Regions from separate parts of the Homo sapiens genome. Here region 1 is linked to region 2. Evidence: chromatin loops called from intact Hi-C (ENCODE). Cell type or tissue: dorsolateral prefrontal cortex. All regions are shown on one strand. Each heading gives the region's core, and the rest is flanking DNA. Links, peaks and the distances in the headings are about the cores only. Region 1 overlaps LOC107985038 (a long non-coding RNA gene). Region 2 holds the start of LOC105371735 (a long non-coding RNA gene).

Region 1 (5,373 bases), core at 270-5,269, 170 kb after region 2:
AGAGCCCATGCCTTGCTTAGGATCAAATGGACTGGTGTTTCCATCTCATCTTCATTATTTCCAGCACCAGCTTAGACAGACAAGTGACAAGATCTGACTCATGCAGTGCAAAGGCACTGTTCTGTCCTTAGAACCTCTTTCCCCCAATTGTGAAGGGGATGCACAAGTGTCTGCATCGTCGGGTGGTTGTGAGGACTACATGAGAAAATCCTGGGAAATTTCCTCTTGGCCCTTTTACGTGCCATGGGCCTTTAATCCTAGGCAAGAGGCTCTAATAATAGAAACTAGGAGACCTAAAAATTGCTTGCACGATGTAGGCGTGTTTGATTGCTTGGTATGGAACAGAGTGAAATTGCTGGGCATATGTGTTGACACTTGATAAGAAACACAGATTCCCAGGTCACCTCATAGACAGGGCTGCACTGGGCCTCCTGCCTAGGCCTGTTCGATGAAGCACCAACAAGCCCCACAGCTTTGTTGCTTTTGCTATGCCCACTGGGACCAGTGAGAGAAGTGCGGTCTTATCCCTGGGAGGAGAGAAAGAGCCAGCATCTGCAGGCGCCCACAGGATGTCAAGGTGAGTGTCCACTCCCCTCCATTGGAGAGGGCTGACTAATCCTCAGTGAATATGATTGCAGCCAGAAAGGGGTTATGGGGAAGGAAGGCTGTGCATTTGTTCTGAGCATGTGTGTGCCTGTGTCCCTTGTTAGAAACCAAAATAGAAAAGAGCATGAAAAGGTCTGAAAACCAGAACTAGTGACAACAAGAACAGACAGCATGGACACATGCTGCCAGGGCCCAAGCTTGCCAGCACAAACAGAGGGCTTCTCAACCTGGGCATTACTGGCATTTTAAGCCAGATAATTCTTTGCTGTGGGTGGGAGTATCCTGTGCATTGTAGAATGTTCAGCAGCACCCCTGGCCTCTACCCATTGGATGCCAGTAGCAAAATCCCCAGGTGGTAACCACTGAAAATAACTCCAGACTTGTACAAATGACTGCTAGGAGGATAGAACTGCCCCCAGTTGAGAGCCGCTGACATACAGAGGGCTGAGTAAATGGGCCCTGTCTTCTCAGTCCAGAAACCAAGCAAAATGCACCAGGGTGGCTCACGAATTTGCACGCCTAACTTCCTCCTCTGTTGCCTCATGGTACATTGGCAGCAGGCAGAGGCCATAGGGATTCCAGGTGACCCTCAGAAGACTGAGAAGAGGCCTCAGTGACACGTTCTAGACACTGCTCTGCTCTCTGACTGTTTTTCTGGCTCCATATCTGGTACCTGAGGCCCAAACGTCATCGAAACTGGGTCCAGAACTGTTCACTGGTGCTCTCACTGATTGGAAACTGTCTGGTGCATTTTGGCTGTTGGGAGCATTTCATCTCACATTGATTTATTATTATATTTTTAAAGACACTGAGATTAAGACTCATCCAGGAGACACTGCTTGCCAAGACATAATTAGGAGAAAATGACAGAGGTAGTAAATATATAATTAACTCTTTTCTTAGTGCTTTTTCCTGGCATTCTTAGTCTATCCACACAGCCTGGGAACAAGTTCTCTGAAATCTCCAGGCAACTAGAGACCAATTACCATCATGTGCACATATTATGTTTTTGAGTAACTGGTATACTTGTTTATATGCAGCAAGTTAAGTGGACAGCCACAAAGATAAACATGGGTACACACACACTCACAGCTCCTAATTGGTTTCTTTTGATTGATGGTTGATTTACTCACTGACTCATTGATTCAACAAAGATTTGGTGCACACCTACTGTGTGTGAGGCACCATGCTGTTTCCACCTTGCTAAAATCTGTCCCTAACTAGAAGACTTTGAGTTCTTGTATATGTATACACATAATGTGTATAAGCATATGATATCAGGGAGTTCTATACACCCATGTACACATACACACATATATTGAGGTTCAGAGAGGCCAAGTAAGTTGCTCAAAGTCACATAGCTATCAAGTAATGAAGCTGGTATTTTGTCACGAGTATGTCTGATTTTCACTTTCCTATACAATCTCCTTTCAAAGCATGCTTCCCAGAGGAGATGATAGTTGAGCTGAATCTTCAAAGGTAGATAGGAATTTACCAGGTCAACATGATAGGAAACGACCTATGCAAAGGCTGGTAGAATTCAGGAACTCCAAAAATAAAATACAGAGAGACACTAGATGCCTTGGGAGGAGCTAGAGAAGACAATATGGACAAGGACCCACTAATGGACGATCTTGTCACAGAACCCATAGCAACGCTGGACTCAGATCTGACTCAGATGTTAATCTGTCTCCTTCAGGAGCTAAAGAAGCTCCCACTTGGAGCTGCAGCCTCTGGCCAGGCCCACCAGCATAAGTTACAAGGTGACCCCAGGCCCATTAAGAAACCAGGGAGCACTTGATTCCAGCCAGTAACTGTCTCCAGCCTTCTCTTGCCCAGGAAGCAGGGACCAGTTAATTGCAGGGTGATCGCCATGTTCTTGCAGAGCATTTAATGTAGCATGTAATTGCAGGGTAAATAAATACAGAGCTATTTCCAGCTCTCAGCCCAGTGCTGCAAGCCTAGTGGTAATTACGGCTGGGGATTGGCTGGGTGCAATTTCCAAGCAATGGCTCCAGGCATGAACTGGCTCAGCCCCAAAGCAGGCCCAGTCTGCTCCCAGGAGAACAAGGATGCAGATCTGTCTAAGCTTCCCATTTACTCAGGTGCTTAGCATCTTAGTTAGCTGCTCTGGATTCCCCAATACTCTAGCCCACAACTGCTTCTTGAGGCTCCTCAACCTTCCGGTTGGTGCCAATTCTCCCTGATAGTAGTGGTTAAGATGCCTGGCCTGGAATCAGACGGAAGTGAGTTTGTATCAAGCCACTTCCTCATACAAGGCTATGTGACCTTAGATAATGTTGCAATTCTCTGGGCCTCAAATTCCTCATCTATAACATAGGGATACAAATAATACATATGTCATAAAATTGTGAGGATTAAATAAGATAATGCATGTAGAATGTTAAGCATGGTGCTTAGCTCAGAATAAGTGCTAGATGTTAGCTAATCTTCCCCCCCTCCCTTCTTTCCTTCCTTCCTTCCTTCTTTCTTCTCCTCTTTCCCCCTTTCCACCCTCCCTTCCTTTCTCTCTCCCTTCCTTCTTTCTTTTCTTTAGAAACTGTGCAAGAGAGGAAAGAACATACATTTGAGAGCCCAAAAGACCAGGGTTTAAGTCCTGGTTCCACCAATTCCTTGCTGTTTTGGTCTTCGAACAGCCATTGAACTTCAAGCCTCAGTTTCCTCGTGTGTTAAGTAAGAACAGTACCACCCACTTCACCAAATCATTGTGAAGATCAAGTGAGATCGCAGTCATCAATGTTTTTGTAAACTGTGGGCCAGGCAAAATGAAAACTTCCTGCTCAGAGTTTAAGCCTGTGTCACAGACTGGGTCCCCAGGAAGGAGACTCTGAGATAGATATTTACTTGCAATGGTTTATTAGGAAGAACTCATAAAATTACACTTGAGGGCTGGGTGCGGTGGCTCACGCCCGTAATCCCAGCACTTTGGGAGGCCGAGGCAGGTGGATCACTAGGTCAGGAGATGGAGATCATCCTGGCCAACATGGTGAAACCCCGTCTCTACTAAAATACAAAAAAAATGAAAGAAAAAAAATTAGCCAGGCGAGATTGTGCACGCCTGTGGTCTCAGCTACTTGGGAGGCTGAGGCAGTGGAGTTGCTTGAACCCAGGAGGCAGAGGTTGCAGTGAGCTGAGATTGTGCCATTGCACTCCAGCCTGGTGACAGAGCAAGATTCTGTCTAAAAAAAAAAAAATTACACTTGAGGAAGGGATGGGGAGAAAGCAGGATTAGACAGAGGGAGAAGCTGAGCTGTGATGCAGTCTCAATGAGCATCTTACCTGATGCCATGGGAAATGTGAAATGGAATGAGCCTTCAGAGTTGTTCCAGACTGGGGAAAGGGGCTCAGGCCTCAATGTCTTTCCATGGATCAATCATTGGATGTGAACCACCCTGTAAAGAAGGCATGATCTGGAGCAAGGCAGCTCTCTGCAGTCAGGGTTAGGGCAAACCCCATGGGGAGCTGGCAGCTGAGAACTTTCTGCAGGCAGCATCCCCAGCAGGTAGCAGGATAAATCCTTCCTTCTTGAAGAGGGACCTGGGAAGCACATCACAGCATCCACCACAACCTGTTGCCTCAACCTACCCAAGTTCCCAGAAAACTTCTTCCCATTCCCAAGATTCTCATCCTTTCCCCTGCCATCCCATCTCCATATGTGTTGTGGCCCATTCTTTCACTTCTTTCACTTCATTCTTTCACTTCCTAGTCTCCCTTTCTTCTCGCCCACTGAGTCATTTCTAGATGTCTAAGTGTCTAAGCTCATCTGGGGAAGTTCTTTGATCCTGGTCAAGTGGTAGAGATGGAGACACAAAGGCCAGCCCTCATCCGGCTTCTCACCTCCCTCACTCAGAGACTTGCTTGAGCTCTGTCTGTCCTTGGGCTCTTGAGTCCTGAAAATATGTGGCTGTCAGTGGAGGTGTGTCCTTCCACCATGCTCCCAGCACCTATTTGTCTCTGTTTGTGGATCTAACCGCTTATGCTTGTCCCAGTGTCCTTGTGTTTGTGTCTCTATCTTTATTATTATTATTATTTTCCTATTATCTGACTTGGCTTGAAGCCCACATTCCTTGATGCTGCTGTCTGAGAATCTACAAGGCTCACCCCAGCTGGAGCCCAGCTCAGAATACCAGGAATACTAAGTGACTCGGATACTTGCTGTTGCTGTGTCCAGTAGAGAAAGAAGAGAGGAGGCCTAAGGGGCACAGAGAGAAGTCTAGTTACTTTGGACCACTTGAGACTCTTCTATGTGGAGTTCCATTCAAGAGAGACTGAGTTCCCGAGTTCTTCATTATTGAAGGTGTGTAAGCAGAAATTGAGACCTCTAAGTGTGAAGATAGAAATGTGATTTAGACCTTGTAGGTCAAGGGCTGGCCACTTATAAGTGATGTCACCTTGAGTAATGACCTCAGCATTCCTGAATTTGTACTTTCACAATGGCCAACATGGTTCACTCTAGCTCTGCAGAATGCTAAGAAGGGGAAAAAGTGAGAGTTCTTGTATGAGGGGTGGGATTTTGTAACTTTTTCCTGACACATGAGGCCTTTCTGTCCCCTCTTACCCCAAATATAACCCATCTTGGTACCTGAGGAGGTCGAGTGCAGAGAGGGCTGATGCTGGCTCACATTCAGTGTGGATTCCTGGGGGTGATGACTTTTCTGGATTTCTTAAAGTACTCTGTGCATACAGGGGACACCAGGCTCCGGGAGAGCCACTCCTGGGCTTGGTGGAGCTCGGCTGGGTGGAGGG
Region 2 (5,373 bases), core at 51-5,050:
AATCCAGGATCAGAATACACACACACACACACACACACACACACACACACACACACACACACACTGCCCAAATGGAATGGTATGCAGCCAGTCCCACCTGGAGTCCCAGTTGCCTTTCTCTTTCAAATACAGACTCTCCCGACAGCTATGTGGCGGTGGGGGAGGCGACTACTTGTTGCTCCTTCTCTGAGGCTCCAGGGGCAACTTGGCTTTTCTGTCTCAGGAGGGGCTCCTGGCTGCTCTCCTAGAATGCCCCCTCGCTGTCTGCATCAGAGGCACTGTGGGTTTGGATCGCCCCCTTCCTTCTGCATTTTTAGCATTCTCCCCTCTGGAGATCCCAGGCTGGGTCTAACCTGGGATCCCTGACATTGATGCAAAGGAATGCCGCCTCCAACCTCACACCTGGCTCCTAGGAGTTTAGCACTGTCTTCCTGCCACCTGGGGGGCGGGGTGTCATGTCAACCCTCGAAGAAGCCCCCACTAGCTACCTTCAAAAAAGGCTAAAAAGAAAACTTGGAGAAAGTCCCCAGCCCCCACCAGCCCTTCTCCCCCGCCCTGCCCTTCCCCCCAAGGCAGCCTAGCAGGGACAGGGAGCTGGGGCGGGGGAAGCAGGCAGGCTTTGTGACCTGGGGGTTGTCCCTTTTTTCCCAGGAGGCGAGGAGAGAATGGATCCCGGTCTGAGCTCCCCGCTTCCGTCCCCAGTCTCCAGATACCGGTCCTCGCCTCTCCGCGCCGCGCGCTGCCTCCTCTCCCCGGTGCTAGCAGCGGCCGCTGGCATTTGGAATTCTGCCCACAAAAGGGGGCCTGGAGGAGGAGGAGAGGAGGGACGGAGGCCGGCGGCGAGAAACGGCATTCGGAGTCCAAAACATCATGGGAAAAGGAACCGAGCGGCGGCGGCTCTGAAGGCTGTGCCGCTGCGCCCGACCGCAGTGCATCAGCGTGGCCGCCCTGACATCCCCCAGGATGGTTAACATGGGGCATTATGCGCTGGTTAACAGGCTCCGAGCTGCTCAGCGACTTGTTTTAAGCATTTTCTCTCTCGCTCTCGCTTTTAATCTTGTCTCTAGTGGCGTGTGTAGGGGGGAGGACTTTATTTCCATTGGCTAAGCTCTCCCTTCCCACCCACATCTCTTCCACATCACCTTGGTGTCTCCCTAAATAAAACCAGCCCTCCTTATCGCCTGGAAAAAATCAAGAGCTAGAGTTTGAATGGGTTTTATATAAACACTCACCCCTGTCAGCGTGCGGCTGGGCTCTCAGGATAAACTCACAGCATCTGGCGCGATGCTTGCCTTGCGTTCTCTCCCCTGAACGTCAAGGTTTAAGCAGAGCCCGAGGACTGGGAGCTCTTCTCTGAAATTCGATCAACCTGAAGCCAGTTGCGGAACTGCACGGGGTCCCGATGGACCTCAAGGAAAGCCCCAGTGAGGGCAGCCTGCAACCTTCTAGCATCCAGATCTTTGCCAACACCTCCACCCTCCATGGCATCCGCCACATCTTCGTGTATGGGCCGCTGACCATCCGGCGTGTGCTGTGGGCAGTGGCCTTCGTGGGCTCTCTGGGCCTGCTGCTGGTGGAGAGCTCTGAGAGGGTGTCCTACTACTTCTCCTACCAGCATGTCACTAAGGTGGACGAAGTGGTGGCTCAAAGCCTGGTCTTCCCAGCTGTGACCCTCTGTAACCTGAATGGCTTCCGGTTCTCCAGGCTCACCACCAATGACCTGTACCATGCTGGGGAGCTGCTGGCCCTGCTGGATGTCAACCTGCAGATCCCGGACCCCCATCTGGCTGACCCCTCCGTGCTGGAGGCCCTGCGGCAGAAGGCCAACTTCAAGCACTACAAACCCAAGCAGTTCAGCATGCTGGAGTTCCTGCACCGTGTGGGCCATGACCTGAAGGATATGATGCTCTACTGCAAGTTCAAAGGGCAGGAGTGCGGCCACCAAGACTTCACCACAGTGAGTACTTGGTTTTCAGCTCACTCTGTCTGGTCCTCTGGAGAAGTGGTGCGCCGGTGGTCTCCTGCTTGGTTTGGGGTTTCCTTGTGCTTTGGGACAGGAGAGAGAGCAGTGCCTCACCTGAAGGCCACGAGGGTAGTTGGTCAGAGTTGTGCGAGCTGGTTGCAGGGAAGGCTACCGGCCAGGATAGAGCACTGCTGTCAGATCAAATATGGAGGGTGAGTGGGGGGCTTGCGGTGGGGGATCACTTCCCCAGACGTGCTCAGTTGGCTTCCTCCCAGTCAGAGGGAGGAGGCCTGGGCTGTCCGTTGTCCGGTCCGCTTGGTGTCCGAGCTGTGTGATTGGAACAGCTTGTCATTGACGAGGTGGCATTCTGTGTGTGTGTGCGTGTGCGTGTGCGTGTGTGTCTCTCTCTGCTCGGAAGTGGCATCAGGCACTGCATCCTGTGGGCTGGGCTGGAGCTAAAGCCGTCAGAGAAGGGGGTGTGGGGCCCAGGCAGTCTGGCTGGCTCCGGTGGCTTTGGGAGCTTGCTGGAGCAGGTGATGCTGCAGAGGTGTGGAAGTCTCCTTGCTTCCTTTCCTTGTGTGAATTCTAAGCTCCATGTGGGGAGAGGAGAGGCCGGGCACCCCAGGGCTCCATCTGATCTGTTGGCAGGTTGAAGCCAAGAGATGTTCAGAGTGCTTGGGCAGAGAGGAGGGTCTGGGCGGAGGCACGTGTGCAAGAGGGTCAGGGAGATGCCTGTGAGGGTGAACCAGTCCCGGCTGCCTTGTCTGGGAGCTTTGGCTTGAAACTCAAAGGCTCGGTTTTCTCTCTGTATAATCACTTAACGACGTGGATGCAGGAGGAGGGGTGCAGGGAGGGGGCGAACAGCTGTGGGAATGGAAAGCCTGGGGGAGGAGTGTGGAGCTGAGTAAAGAGGAAAAGCGGAGGGGGATGTGGCTTACGTTCAGGATGGGGCTTACTGGAGGGGCAGAGAGGAAAGGACGAGAGGAGCACTGTTGCTGCCAGGGTTCTCCAGTTAGTGGGCTGCTAGGCATAACTTGGCATAATAGGTCATACAGCAGCTGCTGACTACTGTTTGCTGCCAGGCACGTCTGGGTATCAGGGGCTGTGGGACCCTCCAGAAGTCCAGTGTGGCTGCTTCCCCCATAGCTGCCTTAGGGAGGATTGAGAGCTTTTGAGTCTCAGAACGTTGAGCCAAAATGCAATTGCAAGTTGGGAATAGCAGGTATAGCAGTTGGGAAGGGGCTGACCTGTGATCCAGCACTTGTCTAGGGTCCTCTGCCTAATGAAGACATTGCTTACCTTTCCTGTGCTGCATCCATTCCCTACCCCCTCTTGGATTCACCAGCCTCTTGATCTGAGGTTCTTTTAATGCCATAACCAGTCTCTGCCTGTAGCCTCTGTAATTGCTGTTGGCTATCTCTGATTCTGAAAAAGCCCAGAGTGCCGGGGGCATTGCCTCTCGCAGTCTGTGTGCTAGAACTCTGTTTCTTGGAGGAGCTGTTTTGTATTATCCCTTTTAAGCCTTGTGAGGAAGAGCACAGCAAAATCGGCAGTAGTGTATGCTAAAGAGGAAGCCAGTCTGAGCTGGGAGAAGGGACCAGTAATATTGGAAGCTCTTCTAAATGCAGCAAACAGGATCCTAAAACATGTCATGCACAAATGATGTCTTAGGTGGCTTGAGGAGAGATAGAGAAAATGCCTTATTCTTGGAGGCTGAAGCCATCACTATATTCCACCCCGTTCTTTCTAGCGCCTGGCAACGCTCGGCTTCACCACTGCACCGTGCAGCTTGGAAATGCACTCAGCTGTTCCTCTGTCTGCCTGAACACACATGGAACACACAGACGACACAGAGGGTGACACAGAGAGAAACTGTAATAAGTAGCAGACTCTGGGTTGAGTTCTCTAGCTTCCTCCTGACTGCATGTCCAACTGGTGGCTTCTTCTGAATCCATGTCTAAGTTCCATTTAGAAGTAAATGTTTTTTGACCCCAGGCTATTGTTTTATACTTGGACCATCTTTTTACTTGCTGAGGTCCCAAGAGGTCTTTAAGATCAGGCCTTAAAGTTCGCCTGAGCTTTTGACCTCTTTGTAATGTTTCCCAAATAGTGAAATTGCCTATGGATAATATTTACTACTCTGTCAGTGGCATGTCATTATCTGCTGTCCTCAGCAAGTTCAAGAGTAATCTATTTGAGTGTCCATTCCTCAGGCTGGCCCTCTATGTGTGACCTTCCCCATCATTGAAAAGGGGGTGAGCCTCAGTGCTGCTGTTCAAGTTGTTCAGGGAGTATCAGAAAAAGCATCTACTCCAGGACAGCCCAACGAGGCTCCAGCAGGGAGGCTGGTCTCTGGCCCCAGCTGGGCACAGTGGGCAGCAATGCTGAGCCTTTACTAGAGGGAACATGATGCTGAGTTTGCTCAAGACCTTGTAGTGAGGAGTACTCCTCCCAACTCATCCTTTGTCCCTCTGTCTTTTTTTGGCCTGGGATATAAGCATCCTTCTTATTGGGCTGCCATACCAGAAGAGGGCAGAGAGCCTGGACAGGTGGTTGTTGGAGAAGCCACTTGACCCGCCTTCTCTTATTCATTTTCTCTGCTGTGCATCCCTCTCCAGTTGGCTTATTTTTGAGGCTCTATCTAGGATTGTACCATGCTAGGTGACTTCTTTCTTTAAGTGCGGTGGCTGACTTATTAGAGAAGTTAAGTATGGGGGAAGGGATGTCACAAGGGGATGGCTTTTCTCTGTATTTCTTTTTCTATGAAGCATATCTAGTGGCATCTCCAGTGCAAATGCTCTAGCATAAGCTTTCTTATTCCAAGCTCTTAGCTGATGTGCAATGAAGTGTGTAATACCCTTTAATTAGTGAATGAGCCATGATTCTAGCAGAGTGAGAGAAGGCTGTCTGCGGAGGGTAAAAGTCCCAGGGAAGCCAGGTGTGGGATGCTGACTACAATGTAAACAGGTGTGCTTCATGCTCATGCAAGTACACTCTTAGCCCTCAACTAGGACAATCTGATTTCAGATAAGCACACGTTTTTTCCCTCCTGGAAAAGCAGAAGACAGCTTTGATTCCAGATTGTCTACTTAGGGAGGTTGCCTCATTGACCTAGAGTGGAAGGAAGGAGGAGGGATTGTGTCTCTGCCCATGGTGTTGGATAATGTGAGTGCAAGATTAAGAGCAGAAAGACAAAGGTTTGAAGCCCAGCTACAACATTGTCTTTCTTATTCCCTGGTTGTATCTTGCGTCCTCTCTAGGCCTCGACTTGGTCATCTAACATGTGATAGTAATATTTGACTTACTAACCCACAGGGATGTTGGGAGGCAATATATGTGTACACTGTGCCAGCTACAAAGATGGAAGGTGGGGTTGGTTTCCATATTAGTAGTCGGGCTATTCACAGGAG

What was found. A loop is a pair of places that touch in the nucleus more often than their neighbours do. Peaks named below come from ENCODE experiments on the same cell type or tissue, not always from the same donor. Only the 100,000 strongest peaks of a DNase experiment are listed, where the experiment ranks them.
Region 1: it touches region 2 in a loop (2.9-fold over the local background); 2 of 110 quality-filtered maps call a loop at or near these places.

The regions. Positions count from the first base shown.
Region 1 is chr17:33,979,391-33,984,763 of GRCh38, reverse strand. The region is part of intron 1 of LOC107985038 (a long non-coding RNA gene); the gene reads left to right. It also overlaps a transcript of ASIC2 not described here. Among named protein-coding and RNA genes, the nearest start is that of LINC01989, 200 kb to the left of the region's middle. In dorsolateral prefrontal cortex, for the core only: no CTCF peak of the experiment used is centred there; a DNase peak (open chromatin) is centred at 2,600; H3K27ac peaks cover 2,779 bases.
Region 2 is chr17:34,152,562-34,157,934 of GRCh38, reverse strand. LOC105371735 (a long non-coding RNA gene) reads right to left here and starts at 2,336. Exons shown (of 4, transcript NR_188344.1): 1 at 1,233-2,336. It also overlaps a transcript of ASIC2 not described here. RefSeq lists an enhancer at 296-850 and a silencer at 1,150-1,308. In dorsolateral prefrontal cortex, for the core only: no CTCF peak of the experiment used is centred there; DNase peaks (open chromatin) are centred at 923, 2,414 and 3,736; H3K4me3 peaks cover 3,823 bases; H3K27ac peaks cover 3,634 bases; H3K27me3 peaks cover 3,197 bases.